Linked DNA regions of Homo sapiens: region 2 is linked to region 1. The links are chromatin contacts, found by Hi-C or POLR2A ChIA-PET in ENCODE. All regions are on one chromosome and are shown on one strand. The core of a region is the stretch at or near the end of the contact, and the rest is flanking DNA. Distances in the headings are between cores, read along the strand shown. Region 1 overlaps LOC102723594 (a long non-coding RNA gene). Region 2 has its middle 8.5 kb from the start of LINC01936.

Region 1 (6,482 bases), core at 3,059-5,558:
TTCTGAATACTGAGTTTCCCCCACCTGTGAGTTTGTAACTTCCCATCTTGACCCTCTCACTGCAGGAAGCTGCCACCTCCCACTGCAGCTTCCCAGTCACCCGGGGCCTGGGCTGCGTGGCCTGTATGGAGGTCAATGCTTGGGCCCTGGAACGCTGCACCAAGCAGCAGGGGAGATGGGTAGCAGCAGCCTTGCCCTGGGTCTGGTACCCAGACTGCCTGGCCACCCACTGTAGGGGTTGCATTTGGCCTAACCTTTCCAACAGATGAAACAGACCCTCTTGACATGGCTCAAGTTCTCCTACTTGCTGTCAGGACTGTTCTGCTGTGAGCTCTGCTCTTTCTCCAGTGATTAGAATCAACACAAATGGGGATAGGGGTGGAGTAAAGAGGGGAATATATGAGCAAGAGTGGGGAGATGAAGGGCAAGGGAGGTGAGCGTGTAAGCAACAGTATACAACACAAAGTACTGTACACATAAAATACAGGGAGGTGAGTGTGTAAGCCACAGTACACACATGAAATACTGTACACATAAAATACAAGGAGGTGAGTGTGTGAGCAGTGGTACACACGTGAAATACTGTACACATGAAGTACAGGGAGGTGAGTGTGTCAGCAATGGTACGCACATGAAATACTGTACACATGAAATACAAGGAGGTGAGTGTGTGAGCAGTGGTACATACATGAAATACTGTACACACAAAATACAGGCAGGTGAGAGTGTGAGCCACAGTACACACATGAAATACTGTACACACAAAATACAGGAAGGTGTGTGAGCCACAGTACATACATGAAATACTGTACACACGAAATGCAGAGAGATGAGTGTGTGAGCAATGGTACACACATGAAATACTGTACACATGAAATACAGGGAGTGAGTGTGTGAGCCACAGTACACACTTGAAATACTGTACACACAAAATATAGGCAGGTGTGTGAGCCACAGTACATACATTTAATACTGTACACACGAAATACAGGGAGGTGAGTGTGTGAGCCACAGTACACACATGAAATACTGTACACACGAAATATTTTGAGTCCTCTAAACAATGTTATAAAACAGATGTTTCTCCCCTATATCCAGGTGGCATAATGGTGACCTGGGGGATTGCATGGCTTGCCCAATTCCCACAGCTAGGAAAAGGGCTAAATCAGGCTTCTAACTCAAGTCTCTGTGCCCCCAGAGCCTGTGCCCTTCCCCATCCCACCCTGCCTCCAGGCTACAGGAGCCACAGGCCCAAGTTCATGGGCAGGCAGCCAAGCTTCCCCCTTGGAAATGCCCTGGCTTCACCTGGGTGCTCCAGCTCCCAGACAAGACTTAGTGGAGACAGGGTGTTCAGAGTTAGAACCCACAGAGTCTGGGTTCTAACTCACATGGCTTTGGGCAAAGAGCATGTTCCTTCCTTACCTCCCTCTCCAGGAACATCAGAGGGGGTAATTTAAGAGCCTCCCTCCTGTCTTTCCACAGTGTGGTAGGCAATGACCCCGATATCTGCTAAAAGCTGCAAGATGGTCCTGATAAATTTCATTCTGGGTTGGCCCTCAGGCCACCTAACAGAGTGCTTCAGCACACATCCTGGAGGCCCTGACCTTCCTGTATCCAGACCCAGCCTTGACTCTGGATCCACAAAGAATGTGTGAGTATCACGTTGGAGGCTCCTAAGGGGGCCACTGCTAAAGTCCCACTGCAGAGAGGACCAAGGCCAGGAGCACAGTGGGTGAAAGGGAAGGGCCTGGGTGAAAAGACCTCTTCAAGCCCTGCAGGGTGGGCCGGGGGCTCCCAGAGGCAGGCAGGCGTGCTCCTCCAGTCTGTTTCCCCAGTCAGTGAAGCCTCTGGTTGAGCTCATGACATGGCAGCATCTTCTGAGGCCCAGAGGAAACCTGCCTTAACTCTTGGGCAAAGGGATCCTTTCTAGAAGACAGAGGGGGGTTTGAGATAATGATGGTCTCAGGGACAGGGTTTCAGGCACCTAATGTCCTAAGGGAGTCAGAGAATAGGTGGGAATCACTGTCGGGGTTGGGGAGTAGCAAAAGTGACAGTAAGTGTTGACTGTGAAGAGTGATGGGGCTGGGTGACCAGAAGTAGGAAACTGGTTTGGGATATGATGAGCTTTCTCTTCAAATAATCTCATCAATCTTTTATTCTTTAATTCATAGTACCCCCCACGCCCCTGCCTTTTCTCCTTTTCCCCTTTTTGCCTTTGTTAGATGCCCAGGCACGCCACAGTACCAGGCGTTATCAGTACCAGCTCACACTCCTTTCCTTATTTGGAAAGAGGACTCACTTTTTAGCTCACTACAGACACCCCTCCCCCTTCCCCTCCACTTTCTTTTATGTGCCCACCTTATCTAAAAAAATCAAATGTTTAGCCAACCGGGATTAGTTTAGATTGTACGACCTGACCCTGGCCAATAGGGAAAGGGTATAGGGGCAGGACTTGCATCAGGAATAAAGGCTCTTGTGCCCCTTCCTACAGGTGTGCTTTCATGGCGACTGGCCAAGGAGGCACCCCTCTGCGCAGAAGTAAAATTTCTTTGCTAAGAATCCTTTGTTCAAGTGTTCAATTTCCTTAGGATTTTGAGCGTTATTCCTAACACTGGCAGGGATGTATGGTCGGGAAGGAGACATGGGGACCCTGCTGGGGTCTGGGGCCCAGGGGCATTTCTCCACAACTTGAAGGGATTGACCCCAAAAAACCAAGCTCAAGGCACTAAGGGGCTGGAGAACTCATGAGATGGCCCAAACTAAAGGGACACCAGATTGGTCCCCTGGGGCCGGAGGGGCTATGGGGTGAAGGCTTGGTCATGGGAGTCATCTCTAGTGCTTGCCCTAGAACAGAAGATCACAGAGCAGCTTGGATAAAGCTGACTTGGGGTTACAGCCCTAGAACCAGGACGGACCTCATAGCCAGGAGCGGTGGTTCGAGGCCTGCAGAGGCCCAGGGTCCCTGCTGGGGAATGGAGTGAGGGAGTGAGGCAGGGATCTGGGGATGACAGGACACAGCCAGCATTGAGGAATGCCTTGTGTTGTAGGAGCCGGGGAGTGCGACATTGGAGTGGGACATTACTAGCTGTATGGCCTGTACAAGGGCCCACACCTTCCTCCCCTTGTCCAGGTCTCCTATCTATAGAATGGGGGTGAGAAAACCAATCTCTAAAGTTTCTTGCTTGGTTGGGCATGGTGGCTTACACCTGTAATCCCAGCACTTTGGGAGGCCAAGGGGAGAGGATTGCTTGAGCCCAGGGTTTCGAGACCAGCCTGGGCAACAGAGTGAGACCATGTCTCAATAAAAAATAAAAATAAAAAAAGTTTCTTATGAGAATTAAATGACAATAACACACAAAGTGCCTAATACATAGTGGGTGTTGGGAGGAAAAGGGGTCTAATTTGTTCAATTGTCATCTGCCATGGAGGTAGAAGGAAAAGTGTAGGCCAGAGGTTATCAAACTTGGCTGAAAATCACAATCAACTGGGGGGCTTGTCAACCCAGTTTGCCATTGCCCGCCCCTGGAATTTCTGTCTGTAGCTCTGGGTGGGTCCTGAGATCATTTCTAACAAGTTTCTACTGCTGCCGCTGCTGCTGCTGCTGGCCTGAAGACCACATTCTGAGAACCCCTGATGTAAATACGAAGAGGGTCAGCCCACTTTTGAGTGGCGGAAAATTGTGGTTCTACCACTTTCTAGTTCTGGGGCCTTGAACAATTTACTTAACTTCATTGTGGCTTAGTTTCTTCACTTATAAAATAAAGATAATTGTGCCTTGGGATTATCGTAGGGTGTTATAAAGATGAAATGAGTTAACAAATGTGTAAATGGTTTGGAAGAGTATCCGATAAAATGTAAACACTCAAAAATGTTAGCTCTTAGTATATGGTAGGCCCTTGAAAAATACATTATCTCAATTGTCAAAAGATCAGCAGCAGCAGTTAATATTATCATCTCCATTTTACGGCTGAAGAAGTGTAAGCTCAGAAAGATGAGATCTACTATGCAACTAGGGAACCCAGGCTGCCATCTGAACCCAGATCTTCCAGCTCCATAGTTAGGGCTGTTACAAATCAAGTCTCACTGCTTCCTTCCTCTTTTTTTTCCTTTAAGCTCTGAGAGTGGATGATTCGGCCCTTAAGCCTGAGAGGCTGAGAGTGGGTAGGGCTCAGTGCCTGGAGCAGGGAAGAGTGGAGGAGGAAGCTCAGGAGGAAGTTTGCCTGGGAACCTGGCACAAATGTTACTCAGGATGCACAGTGGGGATATTTTCGTGTGTTCAGAGGGCAGATATGCGGATGACTCAACGTTTTGCCCACGTAGTGCCTCTTGTTGCTTGGCTGCCTTAGCTGATTGAAGTCATCAGTGGATAATGTAGCAGGTGCAAATGAATTGGCTACTGATGGTTTATACAACCCTGGAGGACGCCCCTACTCTCGGCCTAATATGGACAGAAAATACAGTTATTGGACTACAGCATCAAAATACTACAGCCCTGTGGACGATGAATCAGAGCATCTCCCTCACCCACAGAGACCACAGTGTTCCACAAGAAGGGAAGATCTGCAGTAGCAATTCCTGCGGCGGGGGGAGGCTTCGTGTCTCCCCGTCCTAATTGCTGTCAGTTGCCCTGCACTGAGTGCTCACGAACAAGGAAGGAGGCACTGCGTGTGGTCATCCCAACTCCTCACAGCTGCTGAAGAGAAAACTCTCATCCATATATGGTGTTCAATGGGTTTATATGTTGATGACTCCCATCATGTATTTGCAGCCCAAATTCTGACTCTTCTGTCCTCTGTCTAGAAGATATATCTATCTATGTGTCCTTTACACTCCCTGGATTCACCATGGCCAAACCTCCTTTGAGATGAAGTCTCAATCTGTTGCCCAGGCTGTAGTGCAGTGGCGGGATCTCGGCTCATTGCAATCTCTGCTTCCCAGGTTCAAGTGATTCTTGTGCCTCAGCCTTCTGAGTAGCTGGGATTGCAGGCATGCGCCACCATGCTGGGCTAATTTTTTTTTTTTTTTTTTTTTTTTGACGTGGAGTCTCACTCCTGTCACCCAGGCTGGAGTGCAATGGTATGATCTCGGCTCACAGCAACCTCCACCTCCTGGGTTCAAGCGATTCTCCTGCCTTAGCCTCCCAAGTAGCTGGGATTACAGGCGCCTGCCACCATGCCTGGCTAATTTTTGTATTTTTAGTAGAGATGGGGTTTCACCATGTTGGCCAGGATGGGAGAACTAACCTCAGGCAATCTGCCCACCTCGGCCTCTCAAAGTGCTGGGATTATAGGTGTGAGCAACCGTGCCCTGCCTAATTTTTGTATTTTTAGTAGAGATGAAGTTTCGCCATGTTGGCCAGGCTGGTCTTGAACTGAGCTCCTGACCTCAAGTGATCCGCCCCCTCTCAGCCTCCCAAAGTGTTAGGATTACAGGTGTGAGCCACCACACCTGGCCCAATGTTCCCTTTACTATCCTCTTCCCTCAAACTTTGCTCTTTCTCTGTCCCCACTGTCTCACTTGGTGGTAGCAGCCACTAAGTACCCAATCCAGAGGCTCTGAGAAGACGCTAGGTGTACCTTTTTTTTTTTTTTGAGACAGCTTCTCACTTTGTCACCCAGGCTGGAGTGCAGTGGTGAAGTCATGGCTCACTGCAGCCTCAATCTCCCGAGCTCTGGTGATCTTCCCACCTTAGTCTCCTGAGTAGCTGGGACTACAAGTGCACACCACCACGCCCAGCTAGTTTGTTGCATTTTTTTGTAGAGACAGGGTCTCACTGTATTGCCCAGGCTGGTCTTGAACTCTTGTGCTCAAGTGATCTGTCCACCTCAGCCTCCCAAAGTGCTGGGATTTCAGTTGTAAGCCACCTGGCCTGAGATTTACTTTTTAATTTTAATTAATAGACTATTTTTCAAGAGCAGTTTTAGGTTTATGAAAAATTGAGAAGATGCTGGGCGTGGTGGCTCACGCCTGTAATCCCAGCACTTTGGGAGGCTGAGGCGGGTGGATCACCTGAGGTCAGGAGTTCGAGACCAGCCTGACCGATATGGTTAAACCCCGTCTCTACTAAAAATACAAAAACTAGCTGGGAGTGGGGACAGGTGCCTGTAGTCCCAGCTACTGGGGAGGCTGAGACAGGAGAATTGCTTGAACCCGGGAGGCAGAGGTTGCAGTGAGCCGAGATCATGCCACTGCACTCCAGCCTGGGCGATAGAGCAAGACTCCATCTCAAAAAAAAAACAAACAAACAAAAATTGAGAAGAAAGTATCAATAGCCATATCCCTCCTCCCCACTAGTTTCCCTTATTATTAACCCCTTGGATGAGTATGGTTCATTTGAGTTTGTTACAATTGATAAACCAATATGGACACATTTTTATTAACTGAAGTCTGTATTTACATTAGGGCTCACTCTTTGTGTTGTACTGTTTGTTTGTTTGTTTGTTTGTTTGTTTGTTTGTTGAGATGGAGTCTCGCTCTGTCTC
Region 2 (6,275 bases), core at 2,317-4,816, 44 kb before region 1:
GGAGGCTGAGGCAGGAGGATCACTTGAGCCTGGGAGGTGGAGGCTGCAGTAATCTGAGATCATGTCACTGAACTCCAGTCTGGGGGACAGAGCAAGATCCTGTCTCCTGTCTCAAAAAAAAAAAAAAAAAAAAAGAAGAAGTTCAGTCAGACTAGTTACAAACACCTATTTCCAGAATGTTTCCTATAACATATGTTTGCTATGTATGTTTTTTTTGTCAGCACTTGCTGATACATATACAACTGTAATTAACAAAAAATTTAAAAGAGCAAATAAATTTCTATCTACTTAGTTCTTTCGTCTTATTGAGAAAAGATAGTCTTTCTCCATGCCTATGTTCAGCTCAAGGAATGCCAGCTGAGTTTTGAGGGAAGTCTTTTCTTCCTCCTCTACGTGGTCATTTACTCATAATGTAGCATACGATCTATTCCTGCCCTGTTCAGTAGGGCAGCCACCAGCCCCAAGTGGCCATTGAGCATTTGAAATGTGGCTAGTACAAAATGAGATGTGCTGTAAATATTAAGTACACAATGGACTTTTTTTTGGAACAAAGTCTTGCTCAGTCACCCAGGCTGGAGTGTAGCAGCATGATGTAGGCTCACTGTAGCCTCAATTTCCCGGGCTGAAGCCATCCTCCCATCTAATCTCAGCCTCCTGAGTAACTGGGACTACAGGTGCACACCACCACGCATAGCTATTTTTTTTTTTTTTTTTTTTTTGTAGAGACAAAGTCTCACTGTGTTACCCAGCCTGCTCTCATACTCCTGGACTCAAGCAATCCTCCCACTTCAACCTCTCAGAGTGCTGGGATTACAGGTGTGAGCCACCATGCCCAGCCCACACTGGATTTTAAGGACTTAGTATGAAAGAATGTCAGCAATCTCATTAAAATGGTTTTTATTGATTTCATGTTGAAATAATAATACTTTGGCTATATTAAGTTAAATAAAAATATTACTAAAATTAATTTCACCAGTCTCTTTTTACTTTTACGTAACTTTTAGAAAATTTAGAACTACATATGAGGCTTGCATTGTTTCCATAGCCAGCACTGATCTATACGGCTACTTGACCTCTCTGTTGCAGTTTTCTCAGCTCTAAAATGGGGATACCAATAATATCTGTTTTACAGGATCATCATAAGGATAAAATGAGTTAATATTTGTAAGGCATTTCGAACAATACCTGACATATGATAAGTACTTTTAAAAATCTTTGTGAAATAAATAGATGGTGCTTAACATTTTTAGCATCTAAACTGGTTGGATAGGCCCAGGTCCCCTACAAAACTGAACTTGAGGCAGAGCTTAGGGGCTAATGTTTTATTGGAGGGTATAATCCCAGGGAAAGCAGGACTGAGGGCAAAGGGGAAGTAAGGCAGGGGAGGAGGGAAGCCATCACATCATAGTTTTTTGTGGAGCTGGCCACAGCTTCCCAAGAAAACACATAGCTGATTGCTTGATCACGTGAGCCATCGAGAGAAGCAGTATGGGACCACTGCATCTTGGCAGAACTGTTGAGGGAAGGAAGGTGAACAATTTATCTGCCAGTTCCTTCCCATCTCCTGCTCACATTGGTTAAGGTTTGCCACTTGTGGAGTTAAGTCCTTTGCACTTTCTGCTTATGTCACTAGGCCCTTTTGGAAAGCCACCAGAGAAGTCAGAGATGCCTAAGTTCAGATGGTTGGACATGGGCTCTGGAGCCACTGAGGCCCCTGACAGGGAAGGCGCCATGGAAGGCTTGATGAAGCCTGGCCCTCATCTGTGGGGCTCAGTCAGCAATGAAAGGTGAGGCCATAGCAGTGGCAGCGAGGTTCATAACCACCGGGAGGTCATCATACCACGGTGGGGCTGCTCCAGCTAGGAATCAGGGCAACAACTGAGCCTAGGGGAAAATGGGGCCAAGCTGAGGAAGGAGGCGTGTCCTATAAGCCCCATATGCCCTGCCTCTCAGATCCTGATCAGATTTGCTTACTGGACCTCGACACTTACATGTCTCACAAGCATCTCAACTTTAGTGTTTCTGAAACTGAAGTTCTGGTTTCCGTATTTGAGTCTATCCCCTGACCTAGCCCCTCTGTTTCCTATCTTCTACAGTTCAGTAAATTCACCCACTTGCTTAAGCCAGAATCCTGAAGGCCATATTTGAGGACTGGCTCTTCCTCTGCCACATGTGATCATCAGCAAGTCCTATGGATGTAATCTCCAAATTGGATCTTCAAGCCATCTGCCTTTCTCTATCTCCACCAGATAGCGGGTCACCAGCATCTCTCCCATGGCTATTACAGTAGATTCCAAGAGGGTCTTCCTGCCTCCTCCCTTTCCTCTCTCCAGTTCTTTCTTTACACAGTAACCAGAGTAATCTTTCACAGTATAAATCAAGTCATGTCTCTTGGCTGCTTTAAAACCCTGCAGTGGCTTTTTACAATAAATCCGAAGTCTTTTCCATGTTCTACAAAGCCTTCCATGACCTCACTCCTGTCTTTTCCACCTCACCTTGAAACCCTCCCCTTCCTCCCTGGCCCGGCTAGCCAGCCTCATTCTTTCCTAACACACAATGCATGCTTTATTGTTTCAGGGCAGGAATTGGCAGAATACTTCCTGCTTCTGTTTTATAAATAAAGTTTTATTGGAACACAGGCATGACAGAGATTGATGGACCATGAAGCCAAAGGTATTTACTATCTGGCCCTGCACCGAATGTTTGCTGAACCCTCTTTTGGGGCCTTTGGCCTTGCCTCTGGCTCTTTTTCCAGTTTGTAGCCCAGTTGATTCCTTGACTTTCAGCTCTCAGCTTACATGTTACCCCTTCAAATGGATCATCCTTGACAACATTGCTTCAGTGGAAGTCCCTCTCTCCAACCCAAAAACACCCTTATTCTCCATCACACACTCTGCTTCTGACCTTTGTAGCATTTTCTCAATTTTAGATTACATATATATTTATTACTTTACCTGTTTACTGTCCATATCCTTCCCTGACAACTCTAAGCTCCACGAGGGTAAGGACTGTGGCTGTTTTGTTCAGTATTGCACTCCTTGCACCTCCAAGTGCCTTCTCTTGCTAATAAACCACCGGAATTCCTGCATCCAGTTGAGGCTTGATCCCTTCAGAGCGGCTCCTACTCTCCCAACCACTCCGCTAGTCTGTATACTGATCCAGCAATTCTCCGCTACTGAGGTGAGGTTGGGCACAGGTGATGCTTCCAGAGAGCAGTTGAGTGTGGAGTCTGAGCCACAGGGTTGCATTTCCTAACAATTCTCAGCCATCTGAGGAGTTGTGACACCACCTCACTGTGTGTTTGATTTTTAAAAAATGATGTTACAGGCCGGGTGTGGTGGCTGACGCCTGTAATCCCAGAATTTTGGGAGGCCGAGGTGGATGAATCACCTGAAGTCAAGAGTTTGAGACCAGCCTGGCCAACTTGGTGAAACCCTGTCTCTACTAAAAATACAAAAATTAGCTGGGCGTGGTGGTGCCTGCCTGTAATCCCAGCTACTCGGAAGACTAAGACAGGAGAATCACTTGAACCGGGAGCCGGAAGTCGCGGTGAGGCAAGATCGCACCACTGCACTCTCCAGCATGGGTGACAGAGTGAGACTCTGACTCAAAAACAAAACAAAACAAAAAAGATGTTACAATTCCCTCACTGTTCCACACATTCTAGAAAATAAAAACTGAGCACAGGGTAGCATGCATTTATCTTTCATTAAAACAACCTGAGAGTTACTTTGGGGAGCAGTAATTCTGGAGGGCTGCCGGGAGGAGGTCCCTCAGCAGCACTTGTAGTTGCCTCCTCTGCAGCCACCTTGAGCCTGTGCCACCTTCCAGGGTCCTGATTCCTTGCTAACTTCCCCAGAGCACGGGCTGGACAGGTGCAGTTGGGGCTGGGAGGCCAGGCAAGCAGCTGCAGCTCAGGGGCACTGAGGGCGCGGGCCTGGAGACCGTTCTTGGGGAACAGGCCGAAAGAAACCAGGGACATGTAAACACATCAGACTGAGACTCAGGCCCCAGAACCATTGCTTTCAGATGTACACAGGCAGTCATGGGGAGGAGATGCAGAACAGGAAGTGGTTTAGAAAGCCACTCTCTCAGCTTTACAGATGAGAAAACTACATCTAGAGAAGGGACCTACCGGGTTAAAATTAGAACGGACAAGAACACAGGTCTCTCACCATTCTCCTAGTGTGTTCTTCTAGGCTGAATCACCCAGGCTGTCCTAAGCTTCTAAGGTGTCCTCCCGGACAGTATCTAGAATGGCTGGGCACAGCTAGGATTTCTCTGGAAAGCTTCATGGAGGGGGCTTGGAAGAGCACTGGACTTGGCCTTGGGTGAAGCTAGGTTTGAACCCTGTCCTCTCAATAGCTGCAAGTCCAGGACTAATGTCCCAAACTGCTTTGAGCCTCAGTTTCACAACCGTAAACTGTGGTAAGAGTCTCTGAATTGCTGGACAGTTTTGAAGATTCAATGAAGTAAGACCCGAGTGTGCCTCAGGAGTTCCAGATACATAGCAGGCATGCAGACATTCAGTCAATATTAGTTGGATTTTGAGTAGCCAAGCTAGCAGAGGAGGGGCCGGAGCAGGAAACCGTGTATCCATGGGGTATGGTGTCTTCTATAGTAATTCCAAATGAGTTCATCAAAGGAAGAGTCCACGACAAATGGCCCTTTTCCATCCCCTCAATCCCAACCTCCCAGAATACCATGTTTCGGGTACTACAAGGATGACGGTTGCATCTCTCCAATGTCTTCAGAGGAATCAGGGTTTATACTCATAACATCTTACATCCTGGGACATAGGTTTCAGTATGACCTATGCTATTGTCTTTGGATACCTGCTTACCAAAGGCATTCCACCCTCTCTAGGCCATTTGATAAATATCCAGCGAAACAATGTTATCATTGTTGGGTGGTTCAGCTCCCCACCCACTCTGGCAACAAAAGGATATCGTTAATGTCCTCTGTGCAACAAAAGGATATCATTTGTCTTAATCTGGGGCATGTGTTCAGAGTCCTTTGAGATCTCAGAGCATTCTTCTTCCCCCAGATCCAGGTTGCCTGACTGTGCTCTGAGAAATTCTGAGTGTTCAACAGAGCCTCTGCTGGTGGGAGAGGGGCCAGAGTGGGTGGGGTGCTGAGCCACCCATCACCCTTCCTTCAGAGAAGTTTCAGTTTTAGCTCTTTGCATATTGGGTATCTTTGTAAGATTATATTTGAACTAAAATTTTTGCAGTTAAAAACCAGTTTGCAAATTGTGCACTGGAGACTGAAACTAATGGCTGCCAGGTTCTGTCCTAGGTGGTTGGCACATGTCATCTTGCCTCATATACTCCTCCTGATAACCATTTGAGTGGGTGTGATTAGCCTTGCTGCCGTGATGAGGAAACAAGCATTCTGAGAAAGGAAGGAATTAGCTTTAGGAGCTAAGAAAAGAAGGATCCCAGGACTGGAACCCAGGCCTGCCTGGCTGGAAGCGACACCTTCAGACCCTGCAGAATACTATCACAGCGTGATGCTAATAACATGGATTTCCAGTTGGAGATCTGGGTTCAAGTTGTGTTTCTGCCTCTTCCTACTTGAATGATCCCTGACTGGACACTGTATGTTATTTGAGCCCTGTTTTCCTCCCTGAAAAAATGGGTATGATAATAATACTAGTCAGAAGATGCACACCCTTACATCACATTCCAGTGATGCTATTTGTGTGGCATCTTGGGGGAGAGACCCCGACTGCCTCCTTCAGAACCCCTCATCCCCAGGCTGAGCTGGCCTGACTGCCAGCAGACTCCTCATTCATAATGATCCCAGTCTTGGGGTTGCTGAACCTGCAAGGGTGAAGTTTCCCTGGGGGCCCAGAAGCCCTTTCTTGCGCTCAGTCTGGGGCTATGGGGCTCAAGATCAAAGTGTGTGCTCTGCTTTCCCTGGGTGAGACACATCCCTTCACCCTGCAGCCTTCTTTAATTAGCTCAGAGCCTTAGAGCAATACCTTTTTTGGGTTCTTATCAGCACTTCCTGATAAAGTAATTAATGGGTTTCTCTTCTCCACTGAGCATCCTGCTGCCCCAGAGGGCTGAGCTGGGAAGGAAGGGGCTAATTAGCTCCTGTGTGATTATCTGGCTAAAGCAACTGCGCCAAGTCTCTGCAAATCTGTATGGAGCCCTCATCCTCCCCTGGGTGAAACTTCAGCTCTCTGTTTATTCCTTTTGCTTGGTGCCAAGTCTGCCCACAAAGTTCAGCCCCTTCCACAGAGAGCCTCTCTTTCTCTTATCACCAAC

Evidence for each region. Hi-C counts contacts between places; a loop is a spot of excess contacts on that map. ChIA-PET counts read pairs that join two places held with the same protein, here RNA polymerase II (POLR2A). Pooled maps may share reads with other maps.
Region 2: POLR2A ChIA-PET joins it to region 1 with 11 read pairs in activated B cell. The contact joins two enhancer-like sites. A Hi-C loop is called at or near these places in 6 of 168 maps with a recorded cell type or tissue (B cell, GM12878, OCI-LY7 and 3 more), 35 of 37 single-sample maps with no recorded cell type and 15 of 50 pooled maps. POLR2A ChIA-PET finds 5 or more read pairs at or near these places in 16 of 52 experiments (B cell, CD4-positive, alpha-beta T cell, CD4-positive, alpha-beta memory T cell and 12 more).

Annotation. Positions count from the first base shown.
Region 1 is chr2:30,291,462-30,297,943 of GRCh38, reverse strand. LOC102723594 (a long non-coding RNA gene) reads left to right here. Exons shown (of 3, transcript XR_427017.4): 2 at 1,483-1,651; 3 at 4,114-4,909. Among named protein-coding and RNA genes, the nearest start is that of LINC01936, 52 kb to the left of the region's middle. RefSeq lists a silencer at 3,455-3,625 and enhancers at 4,119-4,168, 4,339-4,398. Within about 2 kb of position 4,308, at least 5 of the 41 ENCODE cell types and tissues checked have a DNase peak (open chromatin) inside an H3K27ac peak, as active enhancers do; they include B cell, where a contact is called at or near this core.
Region 2 is chr2:30,335,027-30,341,301 of GRCh38, reverse strand. No RefSeq gene overlaps it. Among named protein-coding and RNA genes, the nearest start is that of LINC01936, 8.5 kb to the left of the region's middle. RefSeq lists enhancers at 3,243-3,482, 3,863-4,052, 4,913-4,982, 4,993-5,052, 5,143-5,242 and 1 more. Within about 2 kb of position 3,566, at least 9 of the 41 ENCODE cell types and tissues checked have a DNase peak (open chromatin) inside an H3K27ac peak, as active enhancers do; they include B cell, where a contact is called at or near this core.